3 separate regions of the Homo sapiens genome follow, and all the other regions are linked to region 1. A link is a loop called in an ENCODE intact Hi-C map of the cell type or tissue named here. Cell type or tissue: dorsolateral prefrontal cortex. All regions are shown on one strand. Region 1 overlaps TANC2 (tetratricopeptide repeat, ankyrin repeat and coiled-coil containing 2). Region 2 overlaps TANC2 (tetratricopeptide repeat, ankyrin repeat and coiled-coil containing 2). Region 3 overlaps TANC2 (tetratricopeptide repeat, ankyrin repeat and coiled-coil containing 2).

Region 1 (4,000 bases):
TTTTCTCTATTTAGTAGTGCAAGATATTAATGCATTCGTCGTAATACATTTCTAGTTTAATATAAATAAAGGATGTTTTCTAGTTGTGGATGAATGCTAGCAACTTAGTTTTGACAGTGGTTTAAATTAGTAATGTTAAGCTGAAATTTAAAAACTAAAGTTTGAGAGGGTCGAAAATTTACCTGCTGCGTATAATGCACACTCATTATTCGAGTGATGGGTACACTGACAGTCCAGACTCCACCACTGTGTCATACATGCATGTGAGAAATCTGAACTTGTATTCCCTAAATATATAAAATATTTTTTAAAATTTAAGTAAATCTGGTAAACTGAGTCTTTGTCATTTGTTTTTTAAAAAAAGAAATGCAGGCTGGGCGCGGTGGCTCACGCCTGTAATCCCAGCACTTTGGGAGGCCGAGGTGGGCGGATCACGAGGTCAGGAGATTGAGACCATCCTGGCTAACACGGTGAAACCCCATCTCTACGAAAAATACAAAAAATTAGCCGGGCGAGGTGGCGGGCACCTGTAGTCCCAGCTACTCAAAAGGCTGAGGCAGGAGAATGGCGTGAACCCGGGAGGCGGAGCCTGCAGTGAGCCGAGATCGCGCCACTGCACTCCAACCTGGGCGACAGCGAGACTCCGTCTCAAAAAAAAAAAAAGAAATGCAAATGTGTTTGGTGCAGTCTTTCCTGAGTGGGAAAAAATAGATAAAAGTTTTCATTAGTTGAAGATCTATTTAAAACATAACATATTTCATATATAATTTCCTTGAAATCTCTTGATTTCTAATATTATGTCTTTATAAGACAGGAACTTTAAATGAAAGATCTAAATGTTTAGAGTAGTAAGTTTGCTGATATTTAGTATCCCTCATCTGAGCAACTTAAATAGTATTAAAATATATAGCTTAAATATGTAGTGTTATTTGTTTTTTTCATAATTCTAGACTTGTTTCTTAGAGTAAAAAAGCATAAACAAGTATTGTTGAGAATATTGTTTCATTCTCAAGGTCAGTGCCCTAAGTTTTTAATACATTTTTTGTAATTTTGTAGAAATTATAAATACAGAAAGGAATGCAAATAACAGTTATGCCTTGCTATGAAAATTTATGAAGTGAACACAAATTAAGATATTGAATGTTTTCAGCAGTTCAGAAGCTTCCTTCATGCTTCCTCTGCATCATTATCCTCCCCTTACAAACATACCCACTGTTCTGACTGCCATCATCAATTATTTGTTTTACCAATTTCTGAACTTTATATAAATAAAATCATTTAGTATGTATTCTTTTTTTTTTTTTTTGGAGATGGAGTCTTGCTCTGTCGCCCATGCTGGAGTGCAATGGCACGATCTCGGCTCACTGCAACCTCCGCCTCCCAGGTTCAAGCTATTCTCATGTTTCAGCCTCCCGAGTAGCTGGGATTACAGGCGCCTGCCACCACACCCGGCTAAATTTTTTTGTATTTTTAGTAGAGATGGGATTTCGCCATGTTGGTCAGATGATCCCCCCACCTCGGCCTCCCAAAGTGCTGGGATTACAGGTGTGAGCCACTGCACCCAGCCCTATGTATTCTTTTGAAACTATCTTCTTTTGTTCAGTAATACGGTTTTTTTTTTTTGGAGGGGGGGTTGGGGACAGAGTGTGAGACAGGGTCTCACTCTGTCACCCAGACTAGAGTACAGTGGTGCAATCATGTTTCATTGCAACCTTGAACTCCCAGGCTCAAGCCATCCTCTTACTTTACCCACCTGAGTAGCTGGGACTACAGGCGTGCACTACCAGGCCTGGCTTCTTTTTTAAAAAAATGTTTTTTTGGAGCTAGGGTTTTGCCGTGTCACCCAGGCTCGAATAGCTGGGACTACAAGCATGTACCACCACACCCGGCTAGTTTTTGTATTTTTTTGGTAGAGAAAGGGTTTCACCATGTTGGCCAGGCTAGTCTTGAACTTCTGACCTAAAGTGATCCACCCGCCTCGGCCTCCCAAAGTGCTGGAATTACAGGCGTGAGCCACTGCACTTGGCCTTGATGGACATTTTCAACTTGGGCTATGATGAACAGTTTTATGAACATTTGTTATGTGTCTTTTGATGCACCTATTAGTATACTTTTCCTTTTTTTTATACAACTAGTAGTGGACTTGCTGAGTCATATGGTTTCTGTAAAATGGCAAACATTTTCCAAATTTGAAACCATACATTTTTTAAATGCCAAACCTTTTATCCAAATTTGATGCTACCAGTTTACATTCCCATCAGCACAGCAGTGTTTCAGTGTTCCTTTGCCCCCTACTGTCAGATGCTATTTTGTTTGTTTTGTGTGCCATTCTGCACTGTATATGTGTAGCAGTATCTCATTGGAGTTTTGATTTGCATTTCCCAATAATATTGAACACCTTTACATGTGCTTATTAGCTATTTGGATATTCTCTTTTGTAAATCCTGTATAGATCTTTTGTCTATTTTTTAATTGGATTGTCTTTCTTGTTGATTTGTAGTAGTTATCTCACTCTATGGCTTGCCCTTTTACCTTCTTAATGGTGTCTTTGGTGAAAAGATTGACTTTGCCAATCTTTTTTCTTAATGGTTGTTGCCTTTTGGGCCTTTGTAAGAAATATTTACCTAGTTCTAGGTCATAAAGTTACACTAAAAGGTCGTTTTCCAGAAGACTTATTGCTTCACTTTTTACCTTTGGGTCTATAATCTATATGAAACTTATTCTTTTAAGGACAGGATTTACTTTTCCATATGGATATCATATTGATCTGTCACCAATACTTGAAAACACTCTCATGTTACTGAAACACTGCAGTGAAACTTTTGTTCTGAATCAGGTGATTATATATAGAGAGAGATCTGTTTTTGGATTTTTAAACTCTGTTCCATTGACCACCTTTTTATCTATGCTTTTGTCTAGCTGTGTCTTAATTACTTTAGCTTTATATTAATCTCGATATTAAGCAGTATGCCCTTCTCTCTCTCTCTTTTTTTTTTTTTTTTTTTGAGACAGTGTCTCACTCTTGTTGCCCAGCCTGGAGTGCAATGGCGCAACCTCGGCTCACTGCAACTTCCGCCTCCCAGGTACAAGTGATTCTCCTGCCCCAGCCTCCCGAGTAGCTGGGATTACAGGCACCTGCCAGCACACCCGGCTAATTTTTTGTATTTTTAGTAGAGTCGGGTTTCACCATGTTGGTCAGGCTGGTCTCAAACTCCTGACCTCAGGTGATCCACCCCCCGCTTCAGCCTCCCAAAGTGCTGGGATTACAGGCGTGAGCCACCGCACCCGGGCTTTCTTCGAGTCTTCTATACTATTCTTGGATCTTTCCATTTCCATGTAAAACTTATAATCCCTTAGTCTTTATGGTGACATATTCCTCAACCAGATTTCTGGGAGCGTAGCCTAATGCGTAAACACACTGCTTACAAAGAGCCAAAATAAAACCAAGAACTACAAATTTAAATAGTTTTAATCAGCATAATGCATGAGTGCTGTATGATTTATTTTGTGTATCACAGTCTCACAGAGATTGTTTTTCAACAACCAGATATCTGTTTCTCATACCTCAAAGTTGTCGTCATTATTAAAGAAGTTACAGAATTCCATTCAAGGAAAGTACTGTCTTTGTTTAGGGACATATCTTAATTGGAGTGTATTGTGTTATGAAGATGAGACCCTCTTCATATCACCTGGATGGTCATGGATGAGACAAACATATAGGTCAAATAATTGATATGATGACTTGAGAAATTTTGAGAGTTTTGAGCAAATTCAGTGGGCAGAGGGGAGCTGGGGACTGATGCCTGGCAATATGGTGAGAGACTGGACTTGGAGATGACGGTATAACTTAGGAGTAAAGAGCCTGAGGTCTAGAGCCAGATTGCCTGGCTCAGCCACTTACTAGCCATATGAATTTGGTAAGTTACTTATTCTTTGTATGCTTTATTTTCGTTATTTGTAAAGTATGGATAATATTGCCTACCTTGTAGGGCAGTTTGAT
Region 2 (4,000 bases), 72 kb before region 1:
TCTTCTCAACTGGGGCTCTATTCTTCGTGGACAATATTGTTAGATGGTTTTCTACTCTTCATCTTTGATTATGGTTTTCTACTCTTCATCTTTGATTATTTCCCCCTCTCTTTGTATATTTCTTTTTCAGGCACAATCTGTCTTTATCAAAAAATTTCTGATATGGCAATATTTTTTTAGATGCTTCCATATGTTTATGATTGTATAAATTGCTTTTTATTTTATTTATTTATTTTTTTGAGACTGTATCTCACTCTGTCACCAGGCTGGAGTGCAGTGGCACAATCTCAGCTCACTGCAACCTCCGCCTCCCAGGTTCAAGTGATTCTCCTGCCTCAGCCTCCTGAGTAGCTGGGATTACAGGCGTGCACCACCATGCCCAGCTAATTTTTGTATTTTTAGTAGAGACGGGGTTTCACCATGTTGGCCAGGATGGTCTCGATCTCCTGACCTTGTGATCCGCCCGCCTCGGCCTTCCAAAGTGCTGGGGTTACAGGCGTGAGCCACCGCGCCCGGCCATTGCTTTTTATTTTTAATCTATACCCTCAAACCATATTCTCTTTTAAAATTATTGACCATGGGCTCATAGCTTCTTTTCTCTACATTTTTAAAGAAATGTTTGCCTAAATCTGAAGTGTTGAATTGACGGTCCAGCATTCCTTTTAGTGCTGTGACCAATGAAGGGTCAAACCAAGGACACCTAGGACCTGAGATGGAGAAGGCAAGTTAGTAAGATAACAGTGTGGTAGCACTCATGAAGTAGATGCATAAGCAGACCCTAAAGATTAGGGTGGATCAGCAGTAGGGTAATTGTTAGGTGTCACAGGAAGTAAGTGGAACCTGTTAATCCAAGGGAATCTAGGGGGAGGCAGTAGGCAAAGTTCCAGGGAGGACAAGTAGTCAGCACCAAGAAAAATGTCTAACATTGAGGTCACTGTGTAAGGTAATGTTGTTTTTCAACAGATCTTTATGGAATGTCTGTAATGTGGCAGGGTTAAGGCTCAGAACTCTAGGACCCAAAGAACTGATAGGGTCACACTGGTCAAGAACCCAGCTGAACGAAGAACCCGTTTAGAGTTCTACATAGTCATTTGTAAACTCTGGGCAGATTAGTTCTTTTTGATCTTCTGTTTCTTCATATGTACAGTGAAGATAATAACACCTTAAGGCTGAGAGGAATACAGAAATGTGTGTAGAGTTTCTTTTTGTGCCAAGCACTTCTTGTGACAAACAAGGGGAAATAATAAAAAGAATCCTAACATGTGAAAAAGTTGTCAATCACTTGATTAATATCCTTTTTAGCTCCTGTGTTGTGTTTCCAAGAATTGGGTATCAGTTTTAAACATGGAAAATACCATGAAGATTACAGAAAAAAATCCTTCATTGTCCATCCTTCTTCTGTGACCTTCCCCAGAAAACTCACCATGATTTATGCCATGGTCCCTAGGAAGTCTAATTTTTTTACTTAATTGACCTTGTCCTTCTTTACTTGCTTAACTTCCCACCTGCTATGGAATGTGAGCAGTTTAGAAAGTGGCAAATGTGGAATTTAAGGGCTAAACAATTTTGGCCATGAGGAATACTTTTCAGTCACAAAGCATCACAAAAGTCAAATAAATATCCACGATTCAAAAGAAAGCCTTAGTAACTCTCTAAACAGGAAATAAATTATAGTATGGGATAATATAAAGCTTAGAACAGAATATATGTTCACATTATAACAACAGAAATTTTTATAATGCTAAACTATATATTTATTCTCATTATAGAAAATTATGCACCCAAATTGACATTCAGCCCATAAGAGTAATAAACACGTGGCATGGCAGAGTAACTCCCTCTCTTAGAGGAGGATTTTAAACACCAGAGGGCAGAGTGTTCCAGAGGACATTTTCAGTTCAGCTGGCCTTTCTTAATTGTAAATGCGCATCCTTACCTTGTCCGTCAGTCATTCATGTCGTGGGCAGAATTTCAAAAGTTAAGAAATGTGGTTATTTCATTTTACTTATTTTTTTCTTAAGACACAGAGTCCTGCTTTGTCACCCAGACTGGAGTGTGGTGGCACAATCACTGCTCATTGCAGCCTCAACCTCCTGGGGTCAAGAGATCTTCCCACCTCAGCCTCCTGAGTAGCTGGGACTACAGGCGTGCACCACCATACCTGGCTAATTTTTTCATTATTTTGTAGAGATGGGGTCTTGCTATGTTGCCCAGGCTGGTCTAAAGTCCTGGGCTCAAGCAACCCTCTCACCTCGGTCTCCCAAAGCACTGAGATTACAGGTGTGAACCACTGTGCCCAGCCAAGAAATATGGTCATTTTAGAATTGTCTATGTGGTATTATCTGTTTTGATGACTTTGTTTAGATAGCACAATGAGCAGTGTTTTGAGTTATACCAGAGTTGGTTGAACATCTCTGTTTTCCCCATTTCTGGTTAATGTTCATGTTTCTGATTTCTGAAAACGATTTTTAGAAAAAATTATGTATACATCTATATCATTCAGTAAATTTTATAACTTTAGATTAATGAAGTAAGTAAAGTGAGAGAAAGGAGATTTGATATGTGTATCTTATGGCTCAGTATGCCCTTTTATGCCCTGCTTATCAATAAAAACATTCTGAAAGAACCACCTGCCAACTCATGACCTTTTTCAAATGTTACAATTATCATTTAGAGGTAGCATCACACATTTGGGATAATTTTATTCAGGGTTTAGATAGTAAAGTCAACATATAAAATAAAAACTGAGTATAAAGAAAATTATCCTCAGAAATCCATTACATATCATTCACGACATTCATTAAACAGAAATACTGCTTCTCAGTATATCCAACCCTGCCAGTTTATCCTTTAGAGTTGTAACTATTTTACTCTTTACTCTCTTTTTCTTTGACCACCAGATGAAGTAGTTGGCTGATGTATAGGGATCACATATATGATTTTTAAGAATATATTTCTTTTTCTTCTCTGTCACTCATTACCCTACTGCTGCAGATTGAAGTCCTGATCTGAAGCAGTAGCCATTGCTAGGAAAGACACAACCCCGCGTAGAAAGTTGGCCAAAGCTTGAATTGCTATAGCTAGTAGAATGGTTACTTTCTTAACTCCTGTGAGAATAGAGATTTCGTATGTACATCTCTTCATAAATATTACCCTACCTTTAAGCACAATAGAGTTTAGCACGGATGATTACTCCTTAGAGAAAGCTTTTAATATAGCAAGACTGAAAAAAGAATAAAAATAAAAAAGAATGTAAAACTGTATAAGTTTTAGCATGACTTACCTAAATTAATCATAAAGGAGTTAAAAATTAGTAACCAAGGGGAAGAGCTTAACTCCTTAAATCTCTCTCCACCCTTAAGTTAAATCCAATTTTTCAAGCAAAACAAAACCTGTGTACTTTGTCTTTTGAAGTATTTTAATCATGTCCTCATCCCAGTTAGCTCCTACACAGCATAAGCAACGTTAGAAAAAATTATTTGTTGTCCAAGTTTACATTTTTTGCAGAACTTTTCTGGTATCTCTCTAATGCAAAGATCTGCTCAACATGACTTGATGATGGGGAGGTGGGAGAGAAAGTTGCTCTTTTTACCTAAGATATTGAATAATTAGTATTCTAAAAAGTCACAACTGAAGAGAATTTCCCTCAAAAATAACTACTGGCACAAGACAATATTTGAGTTAAAAAACTTACTAGGTAGAAGAGATTAGATTATCCAGGAAACAGAATGAGATAGGCTGTCCATGGAATTTCCAAGTCAAACATAATAGCTCATTTTTGAGTTTGCCCTACAGTTTTCTAGTTAGGTAGGATAAAAAGTAATAGGTTATTTTAAACAACTCAATCACTTTGCATGTTCTTTGATATTAACCATTCCATAGAAACCACTTATACTTCTTTATTACCAAGTTACTATTTTCTGAAGACATTTATAAGTCATGTTGAGGCAGTAGAATTACTTGTACATTATTATATTAAATAATCCTTGAACGCTAGTCC
Region 3 (4,000 bases), 190 kb before region 1:
GTCTGCCTGGGTAAAATTCAGGAAAATCTCCCTATTTTAAGGTCCTCAACTTAATCACATCTTCAGAGTCCCTTTGCCATGTAAGGTAACATTCACAAATTCCAGAAGTTAGAATGTGGTCACCTTTGGGGAACCTCTATTGACTTGGTTTGATTTTGTTCTTGCTTTTTAAGTTTTGGCTATTCTGGGTCCCTTGCCGTTTCCACATTAGTTTTTAGATCACTTTCTCAATTTCTGAAAGGAAAGTAGCTGGGAGTTTGTTAAGTATTTTGTTGAATCTACAGATCAATTTGGAGACTATTGCCATCTTACCATTAAGTCTTTCAATCCATGGACATGGATGTCTTTCCATTTAATTAGGTCTTCCTTAATTTCTTTCAGTGATGTTTTATAATTTTCAGTGTACAAGTTTTATACTTTTGTTAATAACAATTTTTTATTCTTTTTGATGTTATTGTAAATGTATTTTTTATTTCATTTTTGGATTGTTCATTGATAGTCTAAAGAAATACAACTAATTTTTCAGGCCAGACATAGTGGCTCATGCCTGTAATCCCAGGAATTTGGGAGGCTGAGGCAGGAGGATTGTTTGAGGCCAGGAGTTTGAAACCAGCCTGGTCAACATAGCAAGACCCCGTCTCTGCAAAAGAAAAATAAAAAAAAATTAGATGTGTTAGCATGTGCCTGTAGTCCCAGCTGCTGTGGAAGCTGAGGCAAGAGGATTATTTGAGCCCAGGAGTTTAAGGCATCAGTGAGCCATGCTCATGCCACGCACTGCAGCCTGGATGAGTGAGAGCCTGTCTCAAAAGAAAAAAAAAATACAACTGATTTTTTAATGTGTATCTTGTGTCCTGCCAATTTGCTGAATTCATTTATTAGCTCTAATAGTTTTTTGGTGTATTCTTTAGGATTTTCTACATATGAGGTCATGTCATTTGTGAATAGAGACTGAGTTATTATTTCTTCCTTTCTAATTTGGATGCCTTTTATTTCTTTTTCTGCCTAATTGCCCTGAATAGAACTTCAAGTACAATGGTGTATAGAAGTGGTAAGTAGAATTTTTTTTTTTTTTGAGACAAAGTCTCACTCTGCCACCCAGGCTGGAGTGCAGTGGCGCATTCTCAGCTCACTGCACCCTCTGCCTCCTGGGTTCCTGGGTTCAAGCGATTCTCCTGCCTCAGCCTCCTGAGTATCTGGGATTACAGGCATGCACCACCACACCTGGCTCATTTTTTTTTTTTTTTGTATTTTTAGTAGAGATGGGGTTTTGCCATGTTTGTCAGGCTAGTTAAATGGATGATTTTTTCTTGTCCAACTTAGGAGGAAAGTGTTCAGTTTTTCAGAATTAAGCATGATGTTAGCCTCAGGCTTTTTATAGATGCCATTTATCAGACTGAGGATGTTTCTTTCTATTTCTAGTATGTTGAGTATTTCTTTTTTAATCATGAAAGGGTGTTGCCTTTTGTCAGATGCTTTTTCTGTGTCTATGGAGGTAATTATTAAAGTTTTTGTCTGTTACTAATTTGGTATATTACATTGATTTTCATATGCTGAACCAACCTTGTATTCCTAGGATTCACTTACCAGTTCTTGAGTTTGAGAAAATTAATCTAGGGTATGGTCATCTGAAGACTCATAGTCTGAGATTTCCCTTAGATGATTAATTTCACCTTTATCAATAGAATCTGGAGTACTGCCATCTGTCTTTTTGCATTCTTCTTCTGATAAAATAATTGTGATACATCTTCCTCTGGAAATATTCTTCTCTTTGACATTTTGGGTAGAAAATGAAAATTCTTGTATTGTTTACTGTGTTAAATGAAGAGCTTTAACAAAGGCTACAAAGCTGATGTGTCATATTTCTTTTATATCTTCTTGAAAGATGATGCAATACTTTGGGCAAAGCAATAAGAAAACTGAAGAAGGATGAAACGGTTATCACTTATTTCATTATTACGTCACTTTTAGATAAATCCATCATGTTTCCATTTTCTTTGGATTTTTTTCTTTCTTTTACAGTTTACATGCATTGTAGAATAATAAAGCCGTTCTTTTCAAGACCTTTTATAAATCCTGTTATCTTGTCTGGCTGGCTCACATTGTTTCCTGGGAAGGCCAGCCTGCAGTGGCTTAGATAGTGTTGACAGTTGTAGTTGGTTTGGAGTGGACGAACAAGGGACATAGTAATTCTTAGCTCATAATGTAAGGATCCAGAATCGGGTGGATTGAGAACTCAGTTGTAAATCTATCTGGAAATATTTGATAAGATATTTTATAAAATACTTGACTTAGTTGAAATTCAGAAGTTAGGCAATTTAGTCTAATGGGGAACAAGGTTGGTGGAGGGTGTTGAGGTAAAGAAACACTGGGTCAGCTAGCTCCCAGTATTGGCCACCAGATGGCCCTGGCAGTTTAGGTGCTGTATGAAAGAGCTTTGAAGGGGTAGAAAGAGAAAGCAGTACATGACCTGATAATAAGTATTGCAAAAATGAGGATTCATAATTGAAGCAGTGCTTGTACTACATACAAGGCTGACTGTGGAACCCATCATCAGTTACTTCCCTTTCTCAAGACTTCTTTGTTAATTGTCCCATTTCCTTCCTTTGCCCTCCAGTCTTGAAAGAGATTGCATAATTTGAAGCTCTTCAGTGCAGTTCAAAATTTTGCTTTTAGGGAAATTATCAAAGATTATCAGCTGGGCATAGTGGTGTGCGCCGGTAGTCCTAGCTACTCCGAGGCTGAGATGGAAGGATCCTTTGAGCCAGGAGTTCAAGACCACAATGAACAGTGATAGCACTGCTGTAATTATAAGAACTTCCAAAGTTATGTCCTAGAATATATCTGAGGCATCTAGCAATTTATCTCAGTCAACACTTAAAGAAGGCCTTTCTTGATAATTATTAGTCCTTCAGCATGCCTTTCACAGAGGAAAAAACATGCAATTTCCAGATGGTGGACAAATGATTTGTCTTTCTTGTATTGGCTTGATCCTATTACTGTATATAACTTTTTTTGAAACAGAGTTTTTACGTTTTCCAGAAGCCTCAAATTCATGCTAGATTTGTGTTTCTGTCTAGTATTCTCATCATTCACACTGTTCAAGCAAACTAAATATGGCCTGAGAAGGACTCCGTACTTCTATATTTGAGTCCTTGTGGACAAACTGTAACCCAGCTTAATAGGCAGACAAGATTAAAAACCTCACTTAGGAGTACGCGCCTGTAGCAATAGCGGAGTCTTAGCAAATCCCAGCAGCCATGTTTCAACCACTCATAGACTGCTGTGTGTTCAAATAAGGCAAATGCCAACCTGTAACCAGTGCAGCTGTTTCTGTACCTCACAGTCGATTTCTGTCCGTCACTTCCCTTTTTTTTTTGTCTATAAATTTGTTCTAACCATGAAGCATCCTTGGAGTCTCCCTGAATCTGGTGTGATTCTGGGAGCTGCCCAATTTGTGAATCGTTCATTGCTCAATTAAACTCGTTTAAATTTAATTTGGCTGAAGTTTTTCTTTTAAGAACACTATTGCATTTGTCATTGGTTGTTTACTTCTCCCAGTATGATTAAATACATGCTCTTTTGAGTTCTTCCATTCTTCTCTATTTCTCTCTTCGTTTTTTTTGAGATTATTTGTGATTGTATTTTTTAGAGCCTCTCATGCTTTCAGCAGATATTCACTAAATTTTCTTTTCTTTTTCTTTGTTTTTTTTTGAGATGGAGTTCCGCTCTTGTTGCCCAGGCTGGAGTGCAGTGGCGTGATCTGGGTTCACTGCAACCTCTGCCTCCCAGGTTCAAGTGATTCTCTTGCCTCAGCCTCCCAAGTAGCTGCGATTACAAGTGCGCACCACCACGTCTGGCTAATTTTTTGTATTTTTAGTATAGATGGGGTTTCACCGTGTTGGCCAGGCTGGTCTCAAACTCCTGACCTCAGGTGATCTGCCCGCCATAGCCTCCCAAAGTGCTGGGATTACAGGTGTGAACCACCACACCCAGCCTCTTT

What was found. A loop is a pair of places that touch in the nucleus more often than their neighbours do. Peaks named below come from ENCODE experiments on the same cell type or tissue, not always from the same donor. Only the 100,000 strongest peaks of a DNase experiment are listed, where the experiment ranks them.
Region 2: it touches region 1 in a loop (5-fold over the local background); 6 of 110 quality-filtered maps call a loop at or near these places.
Region 3: a loop joins it to region 1, with 4 times the contacts of the local background. A loop is called at or near these places in 2 of 110 quality-filtered maps.

What each region holds. Positions count from the first base shown.
Region 1 is chr17:63,183,365-63,187,364 of GRCh38, forward strand. The region is part of intron 5 of TANC2 (tetratricopeptide repeat, ankyrin repeat and coiled-coil containing 2); the gene reads left to right. Among named protein-coding and RNA genes, the nearest start is that of TANC2, 220 kb to the left of the region's middle. In dorsolateral prefrontal cortex, a CTCF peak has its summit at 2,299 (motif pointing left); no DNase peak of the experiment used is centred here; H3K27ac peaks cover 378 bases.
Region 2 is chr17:63,111,506-63,115,505 of GRCh38, forward strand. All of the region lies in intron 4 of TANC2 (tetratricopeptide repeat, ankyrin repeat and coiled-coil containing 2), which reads left to right. Among named protein-coding and RNA genes, the nearest start is that of TANC2, 150 kb to the left of the region's middle. In dorsolateral prefrontal cortex, a CTCF peak has its summit at 1,874 (motif pointing right); no DNase peak of the experiment used is centred here.
Region 3 is chr17:62,993,120-62,997,119 of GRCh38, forward strand. All of the region lies in intron 1 of TANC2 (tetratricopeptide repeat, ankyrin repeat and coiled-coil containing 2), which reads left to right. Among named protein-coding and RNA genes, the nearest start is that of TANC2, 29 kb to the left of the region's middle. In dorsolateral prefrontal cortex, a CTCF peak has its summit at 2,391 (motif pointing right); a DNase peak (open chromatin) is centred at 2,398.